3 separate regions of the Mus musculus genome follow, and regions 1 and 3 are each linked to region 2. A link is a loop called in an ENCODE intact Hi-C map of the cell type or tissue named here. Cell type or tissue: left cerebral cortex. All regions are shown on one strand. Region 1 overlaps Ttc7b (tetratricopeptide repeat domain 7B). Region 2 overlaps Ttc7b (tetratricopeptide repeat domain 7B). Region 3 overlaps Ttc7b (tetratricopeptide repeat domain 7B).

The links. Hi-C counts contacts between places; a loop is a spot of excess contacts. Peaks named below come from ENCODE experiments on the same cell type or tissue, not always from the same donor. Only the 100,000 strongest peaks of a DNase experiment are listed, where the experiment ranks them.
Region 1: a loop joins it to region 2, with 2.6 times the contacts of the local background. A loop is called at or near these places in 4 of 42 quality-filtered maps.
Region 3: it touches region 2 in a loop (2.1-fold over the local background); 4 of 42 quality-filtered maps call a loop at or near these places.

What each region holds. Positions count from the first base shown.
Region 1 is chr12:100,412,190-100,416,189 of GRCm38, forward strand. It overlaps Ttc7b (tetratricopeptide repeat domain 7B), which reads right to left. Exons shown (of 20, transcript NM_001033213.1): 7 at 2,946-3,118. Among named protein-coding and RNA genes, the nearest start is that of Gm51958, 65 kb to the left of the region's middle. In left cerebral cortex, no CTCF peak of the experiment used is centred here; DNase peaks (open chromatin) are centred at 1,906, 2,730 and 3,812; H3K27ac peaks cover 2,500 bases.
Region 2 is chr12:100,358,852-100,362,851 of GRCm38, forward strand. The region is part of intron 15 of Ttc7b (tetratricopeptide repeat domain 7B); the gene reads right to left. Among named protein-coding and RNA genes, the nearest start is that of Gm51958, 11 kb to the left of the region's middle. In left cerebral cortex, a CTCF peak has its summit at 2,003; a DNase peak (open chromatin) is centred at 2,639; H3K27ac peaks cover 3,312 bases.
Region 3 is chr12:100,419,705-100,423,704 of GRCm38, forward strand. The region is part of intron 5 of Ttc7b (tetratricopeptide repeat domain 7B); the gene reads right to left. Among named protein-coding and RNA genes, the nearest start is that of Gm51958, 72 kb to the left of the region's middle. In left cerebral cortex, a CTCF peak has its summit at 2,017 (motif pointing left); DNase peaks (open chromatin) are centred at 510, 839, 1,335 and 2,002; H3K27ac peaks cover 3,119 bases.

The DNA.
Region 1 (4,000 bases), 53 kb after region 2:
TGTTTTCAATCTGTGTAGCGCATCTTCAAAAGTCTACAGCAAACACCAGGATCAACCTGAAAGGTACTGGCTGCTCTCCTTGTCTTAAAATCAATAGGAAAAGGAAAAAGATGTTTTCTCTTATCACTTCTATCCACTAATGGAGAAATCATACATCTAAGAAAGAAAATGAAATAAAAAGTATCCAGCTTTGAAAGGAATAAGTAAAACTATCTATTTACAGATGACAGAATAAGCCTAAGGAATCTAAAAAACAGAATTCACAAATTCAGCAAGTTTGTAATATACAATATTGAAATACAAAATCAATGCTTCTTCCATATTCTTGCAGTGAATAGTTATAGAATATAACTAAGAATGAACAGGAGAGGCCACATTGGTGGCTAACTGATGTATGAGAGCCTATATCAACTTTACGTAAGAGGAATGTGTAAGTACTGGCAACTGACAGCTGCTGGGGAAAAGATAGTTTTCTTTAAGGGTGTGAGCCTGTTATGTCAACCATGCTCCGGTGGAAGGCCACACATCCAAGAGCATATGGGTAACACAAACTGGACCTGAGGCACTACACAGTACTATACTCCTGCTCTGGGTTCTGTCCCCAGCACCCTGTTCTAGTTTGCTTCTCTGCTGCTGTGAATAAAAACCATGATCAAAAGCAACTTAAAGAAGAAAGGTTTTACTTCATCTTACAACTCCTAGGCAACAATCTCCAACAGGAAAGGAAGTCAAGGCAAGAACCCTTGGAAGAAATCTGGAGACAGGAACCCTGGAGGGATGCTGCTTGCTGGCTGTTCTCAGCTCACAGTCTCACATGGTTGTGCTTAGCTAGCTTTCTTACACAGCCATGGCCACCTGCATAGGGAAGGCACTGCCCACAGTGGGCTGAGCCCTCTGATATATATATTAGCCATCAAGACAGTGTGCCAAAGATATGCCCACAGACCCTTCTGACCTAGGTAGTTCCTCAATTAAGGCTTTCTCTTCCCAAATGATTCTAGATTGTATCCTTTGCAATAAAAACTAAAAACAGCATACACCCGCTTCCAAAGCAAAGGAAAAAAAGACTTGTGCATGCATATAACCAAAAAATTAGGAATATGTTTAACAAAAGAACCTTAAACCCTGAAAACTAAGAGTTTGAAGTGCTTTTTTAAAACATAAATAAATAATAATCTGTTGCTCACAGGCCAGAAGATTTAACAATGTATTTTTATATGACGAAAAGTATTATTTACATTGTTTCACAAGTTATGAGTTCAATGCAATTCCTATCAAAATCCCAGTGCTTTTAAAAACATATTTTTGGCAGAAATGAGCAAGCAGACCCAAAAATACATAGGAATTTAAGGGACTGGGAGAAGGTGTGACAGCTAAGAGTACTGGGTCTTACTTTTCGAGTAGTGAGATACTTTGGTGATACATTCATAACTATGCATGTACTGGAAGCCAATGACTCTACACTCTAAGTCAGTGAGCTGGACTTTGTGCTTTACATGGGAGTTACAGGTAGAGATCAAACAGACCTCGTTTCTATATGAAGTTAAGCTTGTATCATGGCGTGGGACCACCTCCCAGAATCCTCCTTACACTGATAGAAAGCTGACATCAGAGTGGTGTCAGAGGAGTGGCAAGGACAACAGTTTAGGAAACACCAAAGAGACCAGTGAAATATGTGTTTCTGTCTCTGAGGTAAAGGCACCCAGGTGTCACTGGATGAGAAAGAGAGTGACAGAAATCCTTTGTGCACTTGGTAAAATTATGTACATTCAGAAGCTTCTATAGTGGGAAATGAACCTAGACTTTGTTTTGAAGATGTAAAAATCACTTAAAATTTGAATCCTAAATCTGCTTCTGGATAGCCCCTCCCGAGGGAGCCCGTGCTTCACACTCAGTCAGGGGACGACTGCCAGGATAGGCGCTGCATGAATCTACACGAGGGCTGAGGAGGACGAAGAGCCTGCAACTCACGCAAAGCTGGTTAGCATGGCTGGAAAATTGAAGATCAAAACCAGATTAATCTTAGGAAAAGTCAGGAATGGAGTTCCTTGTCCAAATCTGCATAAGAAATGCAAACTGTGTAAGACGGGGAAGAGACGCCAGGGTCAGAGAAGGGACAAGAAGTAGCTGACCCAAGAAAACTGGGCTCTCAGAAGATGCGACATGATTTCAGATGCCACATAAGGAGGCAGAAGCCAGGCAGCCCATCCCACAGTGTGGTCCCAGGGCTTCCAAAGCAGCTGCTCTTAGCACCCTGCAGTGTGACAACACTGCAGAGGTCCCCCAACAACTCACTTTTCTCTTTGTGGGAATTGGGAAAGGTCACCAGGCCTTGTCTGTGAGCAACAGGCAGGGAGGGACCCTAAGGGCTCCCGAGGGGTAGTGTGGCAATGAATGAGCTCCTCTCAGCCCCTCCCTCTCCAGTCTCCATCCTCCTGACAGGGAGGACGCAGGCATGAGAAGGCAGTCCTCCGACCCCTTTTCCTCTAAGGAAGCCAGATCCCAAATTTAAGTCTTACAAAAATAAAGACGCTCTAAAGAGACATCTCCTCCTAACTTCTGGCAAATTATTCGTTGTCCTTATACATAGTTTGACTTAGAACAAGACTTTTTAAAAGGATGGAGGAATTACTGATAAAATGAATGCCTCCTGGCTCTGCCTGCTGCATGGCTGGGGCTCCTGTGATGAGTGGAGAGAGAATCCCATGAAGTGACACAGCAGCAGATGGCTGAGGAAGGAGACGACACTGGGGAGAGTGGCTGCTCACGCATGGAGACATGCGCTGGAATGAGGGACAGTGCTGAGGTCCCTCTGCTCAACAGTCAGCCATGCTCGTCTAACTTCACACGGACGAAACCTGGCCTGTGCTTCTCTCCTGCCCTTAAACATTCCCACACTCCCTTCCCATCCCAGGGTCCCCAGCTAAGGACATCAAGTCCCATACTTCTCTCCTGAGTAGACACGGGCTCTGCGAGGGAGTGTGTAGGCCTTCGTGTTTGCTCCTTTCCGGAGAGGGTCATCCAGAGGTGACTGGTAGGGAGGCTCCTCCAGAGGGCTCCAGTAGCTCTGCTCACACATGCCCCGTAACAAGATTTCTGCCAACTGCCTGGCTATCGTCTGGGAACACAAAGGAAGAACAGCATGATTATTAATCTGCTTTATATCATCTACTCCATCATCACTATCTATCAGCTGTCACTGTGTGAGACGTTATTGAAATACTCAGAATTTAAAAGACTCAGAATTAAATGTTTACTTCTATATGAAAATCATACCCATCTATGGCAAGAGAAAATATGATATGCCAAGACATTTGAACACTTTTAAAAAGGATTTATGTTTATTTTAATTATGCATAAGTATGTTGTGGGACAAGTACACATGAGTGCAGGTGAAGCCAGGAGGTTTGAATCCCCACGGAGCTATAATTACAGGGGTTGTAAGCCATGTGACATGGGTGGGTGATGAGAACTGAATTCCAGGCCTCTGCAAGAGCAGTGCCTGCACTTAACCACTCAGCCGTTCTCTAGCCCAGGCTGCCCTGTCTGCATACACAGCGAACAGGTTTCAGACCCCACATAACCAAAGAAGCAGCTAAGCCTTTCCTAAGAGCTCTTGGGTGAACTGAAGGAGTTTCTGTCAGCCTGCAGCAGATGCTTGCTACAGCTCAAACCCAGAGAAAAGCCAGGACTCGACTTCTATGATGGTATCTCTGAAGGAAAAAAACCCTCAGCACAGCCATATGTACACTGCAGACACTCGAAGGACCAGCATCCATAGTCACACGACACCACCACAGGATGCAGCACTTGGGGAGTGGCGTGCCCTACTTTCTGTCCATCCAGCCCTCCCAGCTCAGAAGCTCAGAAACTAGCTTTGTATAGCAGGAAGGCAAGACACGGCTGCAGCTTCTGATGAGAAAGAGCTTTCTTCAAAGCTAGTGGCCATCTCGCACCTACTTGTGAAAATCCAGAAATACCCAAACCTTTTCCTTTTAGT
Region 2 (4,000 bases):
AATCCAAAGATACTGTAAATTTAACCCACTGAGGAAATCCCAAGGCAAGAAAAACAAAACAAGTGATGAGAAAGCTTAGGACATGCCAGTGTTGGACATGAGGCAGTGAGCAGAAGAGGGACCATCAGGGTGGTCGTGTCACCAAGAGCAGCCATGACTTAAGTCAGAAGTCATGTACTTTGTAGACTTGGTTCAAAGTTCAGTAATCTCACTTAAAACATATTTTGTTCAGAGACTTATTGAAAACTTACATAAAATTAATGGAGAACAGGAGAACATGCTAAAACACAAATCCAACTCTGATGGTTAATCTCACTGGCCAACTTGACAGGTTTTAAAATCACCTGGAAGACAAATCTTGGCAGGTCTCTGAGGGTGTTTCTGACCTGGTTTAACTGGGGTGTGAAGACCCACTGTAAACTTGGCACACCATCCCATAAGCTGGGGTCCTTACTTGAGTAAAACAGGGAAAGCAAGTGAAGACCGTTCATTCTGCAAGGCATACAAACCAACCAGCACACCCTGCTTCTACCATCACACTTTCTCTGCGTACTCTTTGTCTTTCCCTAAGCTGCTTCCTGGTAGGTACTTTGGCTACAGCAAGGAGAAAGGTAGCTAACAGACTTCATTACTGATATTTATTAAAATTTAGCAACTTCTACAGCGTGTGCTGTGATCCGGCTCCTGCTACCTTAGTTTGTTCCTAGTACGTCATCTTCAGCCCAACTCAAGCCAAGGCCAACTCCTCCCTCACCTCACTAGTCTTCATGTGCCACGGGTCTTTGCAGAGGGTGCTCTGTTGTATGAAATGCCTTTTCAGGCCATGCATTTAGGCCTTTTAAGTGCCTACTCATCCTTGAGAGTGCATGGCGAATGGCACCTCTTAGCTTTAAAGAATGGGAGTAACCCCCCTCCAATGACAACACAATTGTCAAAAACCACGAGAGCTTACAACCGCAAGATAACAAATTATAAGCCAAGAAACGTATGCTTCCAAGACAAGTAAAAATAATAACAGCAGCAGCAGCTGTGAGCACTTGGAATATTTAATCACTGATTCCACAACAACCCTGCAAATTAGGCAGAGTTAATTCGGCCAGACTCATAGCACAGACAGTGAACTAAATCTCTCTGACTTTAAAGCACCAAACAAGAAGCAGGGAATTATTTTGAATCTTACAGTGACATGGATGGAGAGGGAGGCACTAGTCCACTGCCAAATATTTAAGCCAAATGTAAGACTGTGGAACACAACGTGGCATAAAGTGCAATCAGACCCTCCCCTCTCAAAACTTCCAGCCCAGTGAGTGGTCGACCACACTGTGGCCTTGAGCCTGAGGAGTTGGAGTTGGGGCTCTGACCCTAGAATGTCACATGCAAGACTTATTAGAGAACAGTCATTCACATTTGTGCATGTATGTTTGTGATCTGCCTGCTACCCTAAAGTCTGATACATACAAAATTCCAGTTACTCAAACTTTTACTTTTCATTAAAATTCATTAAATAATATTTTACCCTATTTTGAAAAATTTCAAAGAATCCTAAGATAATTCCTGAAATAAAGTCTATGTTTGGTTTAAGGAAGGGCTTAGAACGGACATAAAACATCCCAGTGAGAATCCAGGTCATGTGGTAATATGAAATTTCAATGTTCTTCACAGGAGATGAGTCTAAGTGGCACATCTCAGGGCAAGTGGGGCATCCAGCAACTATTTCCAGGATGACTTTCTGACCCTGCCAGATCTGTCCCACCTGCTGTATGTAAACTCTTGTTCAGCCTTCTCCTGGTGATACTCCCACAAGTCCTGACTTGGGCTGAGGAAAGAGAAAGCTAGAAGTTGCACACTGTAAAATTCTGAAACCTAATATACACAAAGGTTTCCAATCAAGAACAACTAGTGGAGGGCTAAGGAGGTGGCTCAGTGGGTAAAGAACTTGCTATGCAAACATGAGGACTCCCATGAATCCCCAGAAGCCACCTGCAGGCAGAGGAGAGATAGCACTTACCTGTGACCCCAGGGCTCCTAGAGAGAGATGGGAGGCAGAGACAGGAAAATCCCAGAAGACCATTGGTCAGTATGCAAGAGGCCTGCTCTCATACATGAGACAGCAAGGACTGGCATCTAAGGTAGTCATCCGACAGACACACACACACTCACACATCACAGCACATACACATCAAAGATCTTTTTAAAAAAATTTAAAGTCTGTGGCTCTAATTTCCTTAAGCTTGCTAAGTGCCTCATGGAGGAAACACACACATTAATCATGCAAACCTGCACTACTTCAATGTGAGGGCTGCATTCACAGCAGCTGATTTAGAAATAAAATCCTAGGAACCTGAACATTTAGGATCTTGTGATGATCTGTGAACTCAACTCTCAGACTCCGCACGCCAGGAGCCTTCCTTTGCTTATCTACTGAACGTGGGCAGGATGCAAAAGCAGCTGTGTGGAACAGCCCAGAAAATTTGCGCCGGTGGGACGCAGGTCCTCAGAGCTCTGGATATCTTCCCTGACCCTGACTTCAGAGCTGGGCAGCCCACGTGGAGACGGAGCTGCTGCCAGAGGCCTGAAGGAAAGCGAGCATGGGACTCTGAGCAAAGGAGAGACTGCATTAGCAGAGGAGGGGGCGTAGGGTGGGTGGGGCGAGTGTGCTCGAAAGACATTTTTAACTAGAGAAGACGGTTTGGCAGCCGACCCAACCAAGACAAGCAGGATGAAAAAATGAAGAGCAATGTGGTGATGAGGGAGATGAGGGATTAAAGCCAGATGAGTCAGTCGGGAACAGGTGTTCTGAAAGGGAAGGCGAAGCAGGCCATGTGCGGCCAGCCCTGTCCAGAACTGTATCTTCAGATCTCACCAGCCAGCTCTCCTGAAGGAACTCTACCTCTGTTTATTGCCTCAACCTACTATGTGCTGGTTGGAGCCATGGTAGTCTGGCTGGGCTTTCTTAATGGACCAATGCCAGAAAAACAAACAAACAAACAAACAAACAAACACATAAATAAACACCTAGCCTGTGGCCTCGAGTTCAGCTGCTGTGACTGGTGCCCACCAGGGATGACTTCGATGATGGCTTATAGCTGGGAAGGGGCCAGAGCTAAGACACAGACTTCTTATTCCCCTTTGTCAACATTTGGAAGGAACGAATGTCAGCCAGGTTAGGTGACTGTTAACACGTATTAACTATTGCTTGAGCCCTGACTAACTGCAGATCACTCAAATGATCTAATTCTCCATCTGTTACCCAGGGAACAATGTCATGGATCAGGTGGCTTACCCAACTGCATATTGACATGTTATTTATTACCTCATTAAAAAAGAAGTTACAAGTTTTCCCAATTAACGCAAAGCTTGAAAAGGCCTTAACAGATCTTTGAATACTTTGTTACTCCAAGTATATGGTCCAAGACATGTAGCTGCAGAATCTACAAGAAAGATTTTTGTGAAAAACAGAATCTCTATCTTTCTTCCACCTGTCACCCCAAGTGAGAATCCACACACAGCTAGGTTCCCAGGGATTGTGGGTGCAGAGTTAGAAACACTACAGCTCATAGCTCTCCACCCCAATGGAGGACGGACCTGCAGTGGTGTGCTTTGAAACAAAAGAAAAACAACTTCCCAGGAAAGAGCTCCCATGGTCCTTGCACTTCGGAAATATTTCCTGTGCTGATTCATTCCCAGGGGAAATTAGTTTATTTATTTAGAACTGAGAGCTTGTTATGTTGCCCAGGCTGGTTCCAAACTCCTGGGTTCTTGAGAAGATGGAGCTATTGGTATGCACTACACTTGCCTCCAGTACGACTCCTGGGAACATGGCTCCCAAGATAGGTGGGAATTCTGCACACCCAATCATATTAAGCCTGGAACTGTGGGTACCTTAGCTGCGGTATGGAACACACTATACCTGTGAGCACTTTCTAAGGGCTGATCGAGAACTCTGCCCAATGTTGCCCACAGAGCTATAGTGAGGGTATGCTAGGTGATCAGTCTCTCA
Region 3 (4,000 bases), 61 kb after region 2:
TATCAGTCTGTCTTTGAGCAACTGACCCGACACTGATAATTTCTTGTGTGTATGCTTTTTAGATCTAATCTAATTTCCTTAAGGAGACAAAAATCTAAAAATCAGTCCTGAGGTGAAGAGAAAAAGGTAAGATACACCTTACAAGAATCTATTTTCAAACATACAGTGACCCCCATCCCAGAGTGGTCCTGGAATTTATACTTTCATTAAAAGGAATATGATGTCACTGGGCAGTTGAGGACTCAACTCAGCAAGGCACTGCATGCAATGTGGATAAGGCTTCTTGCTGGAAATTCATGAGCAGAAGGAGAAAGGGTATGAAAAAGGAGCGACAGCCTTGCTTAATCCCCTCTCATCGTTCAGAACAGAAATCCCTGCCTATTAAGTCCATCCCATGGACCCTATGACCCTGAACTGATAAAAAGAAGCAAAGGGCCGACAGCACTCACTCTCTGAGTCACTGTGTGCTGACTGGTTCCTGGGCTTCCTGACTGATCAGAACATGGTCTATTCAGCATCGTAATGCTCCACAAAGACAAGGCTAGCCAAGCACTTCACTCAGGGCACAGCATTCTTTAGAACACCCTGGTCAATATATCCAGGCCATACTTGTTCTCTCGGAACGCTGGGTCTGGCCTCTTTAGCTGGGAACACCTCCCAGCCATTTCCTTTACATTGAGCACTGCCACCATCTATGACAGAACTCAGTGATATTTATAACACACTCATTAGAACACATCTCATCTTTCCAAAAAGCCACAGAACGGGTCAGCAGGTGCAAGACTGTCAGCCAGACTCCGGAGGCTGTGACAGATGATCAAGGTATCTGGCTCTTGTCTGGGTTGCATTTTAAATCATGCAAAGATTTGAGATAAAAATGTGCTTCTGTAAGATGCAAGCCACAGGGGTAAAGGCTTCTCCGAATTCTCATTCACAACAACAAGCCCAGAACTTTAAGACACTGACTAATTGGCTCAGTATGTAAATATCCCCCCAGCCCTCTCACCCACACAGATGAGATGTTATCAGGTCAGAAGCTTTGTGCTAGCATAAAAAGAGAAGCCTGTGCTCAGGACTCTAAGTAGCACTAAGGAAGTTCATTGGAGACATGAACAAAAATTAGGGAGTAGGCCTGGGACATGCAGCCTAACCTGCCTGTCCCTCCACTCATTTGTATGGGATTCGAGTTCATGGCTAACAACGTACATTGCTCTGGGCTGAAGCTCAGTGCTCTGGAGTAATCTGAGGGGAGGAAACAGTCACAGCTAAAAAGGGATGGGAACGGCTACGACAGCTAATTCTATTTCCATATCACCAATTAAATGCCTACCGTGTACATAAAGGGCAGCCCTCTGAACTCATGAAACAAGGACATGCCTGAGATGATGTCACTACAGACTCTGGTAGACCACAGAAAGAACTGTTTTGCCATGGTGGAAATTAGACCTTGAACAGTACTTCAAAGCTAAATATTGTAACTGTGGGAAGGCTACAAATAGGACCTGGTCATTTGGGGCGTCTCCTATGTCCTCTTTGCAGAACGAACTATTTATAGAGTTATGGAAGCACAGAATTTTCTAGCCAGAAATGATCCAACAGAGTCAAGAAGTGAAAGGGTTTGCTCAGGCTCTAAGTGTGGCAAGAGAGCAAACTGGGAGCTTCCCACCATGCTGTCACCACCTTGGACAAAAGAAAGATGAGCTCTATAAAGCAGAGATGGCTTGAGAGGAAGGAACAAATACGAATCCAAGAGCTCACATGTGTATTTTGTGCACTGATATTCAAATTACTTCACACACACAAATAGCATAAATTCTATGCTCTGGTGAGGACAGCTAATGAGATAGATGCTTCTTAGGTACTGGTTCAAACCGGAAAGCAAATCCATTAAAGCCAGGTGAAGAAGCCCTGTGCCTGATGTTCTGCCCTCTGCTACCTGATACATAATGAGGAGAGAAACCCAATTCCCTTTTCTGGCTGGCTGTGGTTTCTCCCACGCAAGACGGAGGCCCTCTGCTGGAGGAATGTACAAATCTTTAGGTAGAAGGAGGCTGAGCCTGCTGAGGGGAAATCTGCAAGAGGTCCTGGCAGAGGAAGACTCTGGCGTGAGTGCGAGCTGTCCCCAGCTGGATCCCAGACTGTGTTCAGGATTCAGAATCAGACTCTGCTCAGCCCAGAAGAATTCTGCTCCTAAACAAAGAGTCCAGAGCAGTGGCAGAGTAGCGCAGGCCTGAGGCTGGTCAAATGAGGGTGGCATCCCAGAACAGCAGGGAAGGGGTGCCACGTTTTAAATATTAGAAATAGTCACAAGCACCCTAAATACCAAGTTCTTCAATTCTCACCAAACAGTCTATAACAAACAAACATTTTAAAGTCAGATATTACTCAATCACTTCCTATTCGCCACTGAACAGAAAAAAAAAAAGCTACATGTTTAATCATGATAGCAAGGAAGAAAAAGGAGGAAAATGAAAAAAAAAAAAACCCACATGATTGCTTTCATATTTCTAAACTATTAGTTTGTCCCTAAAATGCTGAGGCCCATTAAATAGCTAGAACAAACTGTTGCTTAAAGTTTCCACTCAAAGTTGAACATCAGAACACCTGGTTCTGAGGGTTTCCACAGACTCCTGACAGGAGGTCATTTATTCCATTTCACCGCCCTTGACTGAGATGGTACGATGATGTCAGAACTCACTACGGTAAGGTTTTTGCCAGGATCAAGCAGCACACTCTGGCAAGGTGTCAGAGCCTGGGTCGTCTCCTGCACTTTGCTTTCTGTGCTGGGTGTGTTTCCCCCAGGTTGGAGCAGCTCCAACAACTCAGCTAAGACCAGGGAGGAAAGCGCCTGCAATCTTTAGGACCAGCTGTGTGCTCAGCCTGGCAGGCCAGGCCACCTTTGATCCCTGTGCCATTGCTGTGCCCAGCCCCACAGGCAGAGCTGCAGTGTCCCTTGGCCTATGCATGGTCAAACTCACCCCTTTTCATAGTGGGAGGAGTCTCCTCTACCTTTCACCCACTCCTGTGCCTTCTCCCTTCCCCTTTCTATGCGTGTTTGTTGTTCTCTAGACTCTCATCATTCCAGGGCTCTCTGTGACCCCCAGGCTTGACTTCCTGCGAGCCTGTGCTACCCCACAGTTGTCTGTACAACCTTGAAGGTTCCAGCTCTCCAGCAGTTGGCCCTTCCTCTTTTTTTATTTTCAATTGTTTAAATCAAACTTTGAGTTAACATATAAATAATGGGTTCGTTTTTTCATAAATACATGTCATTATCCCTTATTCTCATTGCCCCTCTTCCACCCTCACATTCTCTCCATCCTCCTCTGGCTGATACCTTCCCTCTCCAAATGGTGCTTCTCTTCTTTCCCATCTCAGAATCAAAGCCTTTTCTTTCATCTGTCTCATGTTCTCTCTCTCTCTCTCTCTCTCTCTCTCTCTCTCTCTCTCTCTCACACACACACACACACACACACACATTTTCTCCCTCAAATGTCACCTTATTATTCTTCATAGCTGAATGCAATTCTGCTGTATGTATGTATTCATGTGTATATCTATACATTTTCACTTTATATTCTGCTGAAGGAGATCTAGACTGGTTACATATCTTGGCTACTGTGCATACAGCAGCAATAAACATGGACATGGAAATATCTCTGGTTCATTAAGAGTTCTTCGGGTACATATTCAGGAATGGTATAGCTGGGTCATATGGTGGCTGTCTTTAGGTTGCTGAGGGACTTCTACACGGATTTCTATCAACAGTCAATAAACCTCACTCATCAGCATTTGTTGTCCTCTGTTATCTTGATGACAGCCTTTCTGAGTAAGGTGAGATGTAATCTAAAGTAGTTTTAATTTGCATTTCTTTGATAGCTAAAGATATCAAAGTCTTTCTCCAATGTTGATTGGCCATCAGTGTTTTAAGCCCGTCTCCTCCGTTCAGTAGCCCATTAGCTGACAGGATGATTGGGAGGGTGGGGGTCATTCTGTTTTTACA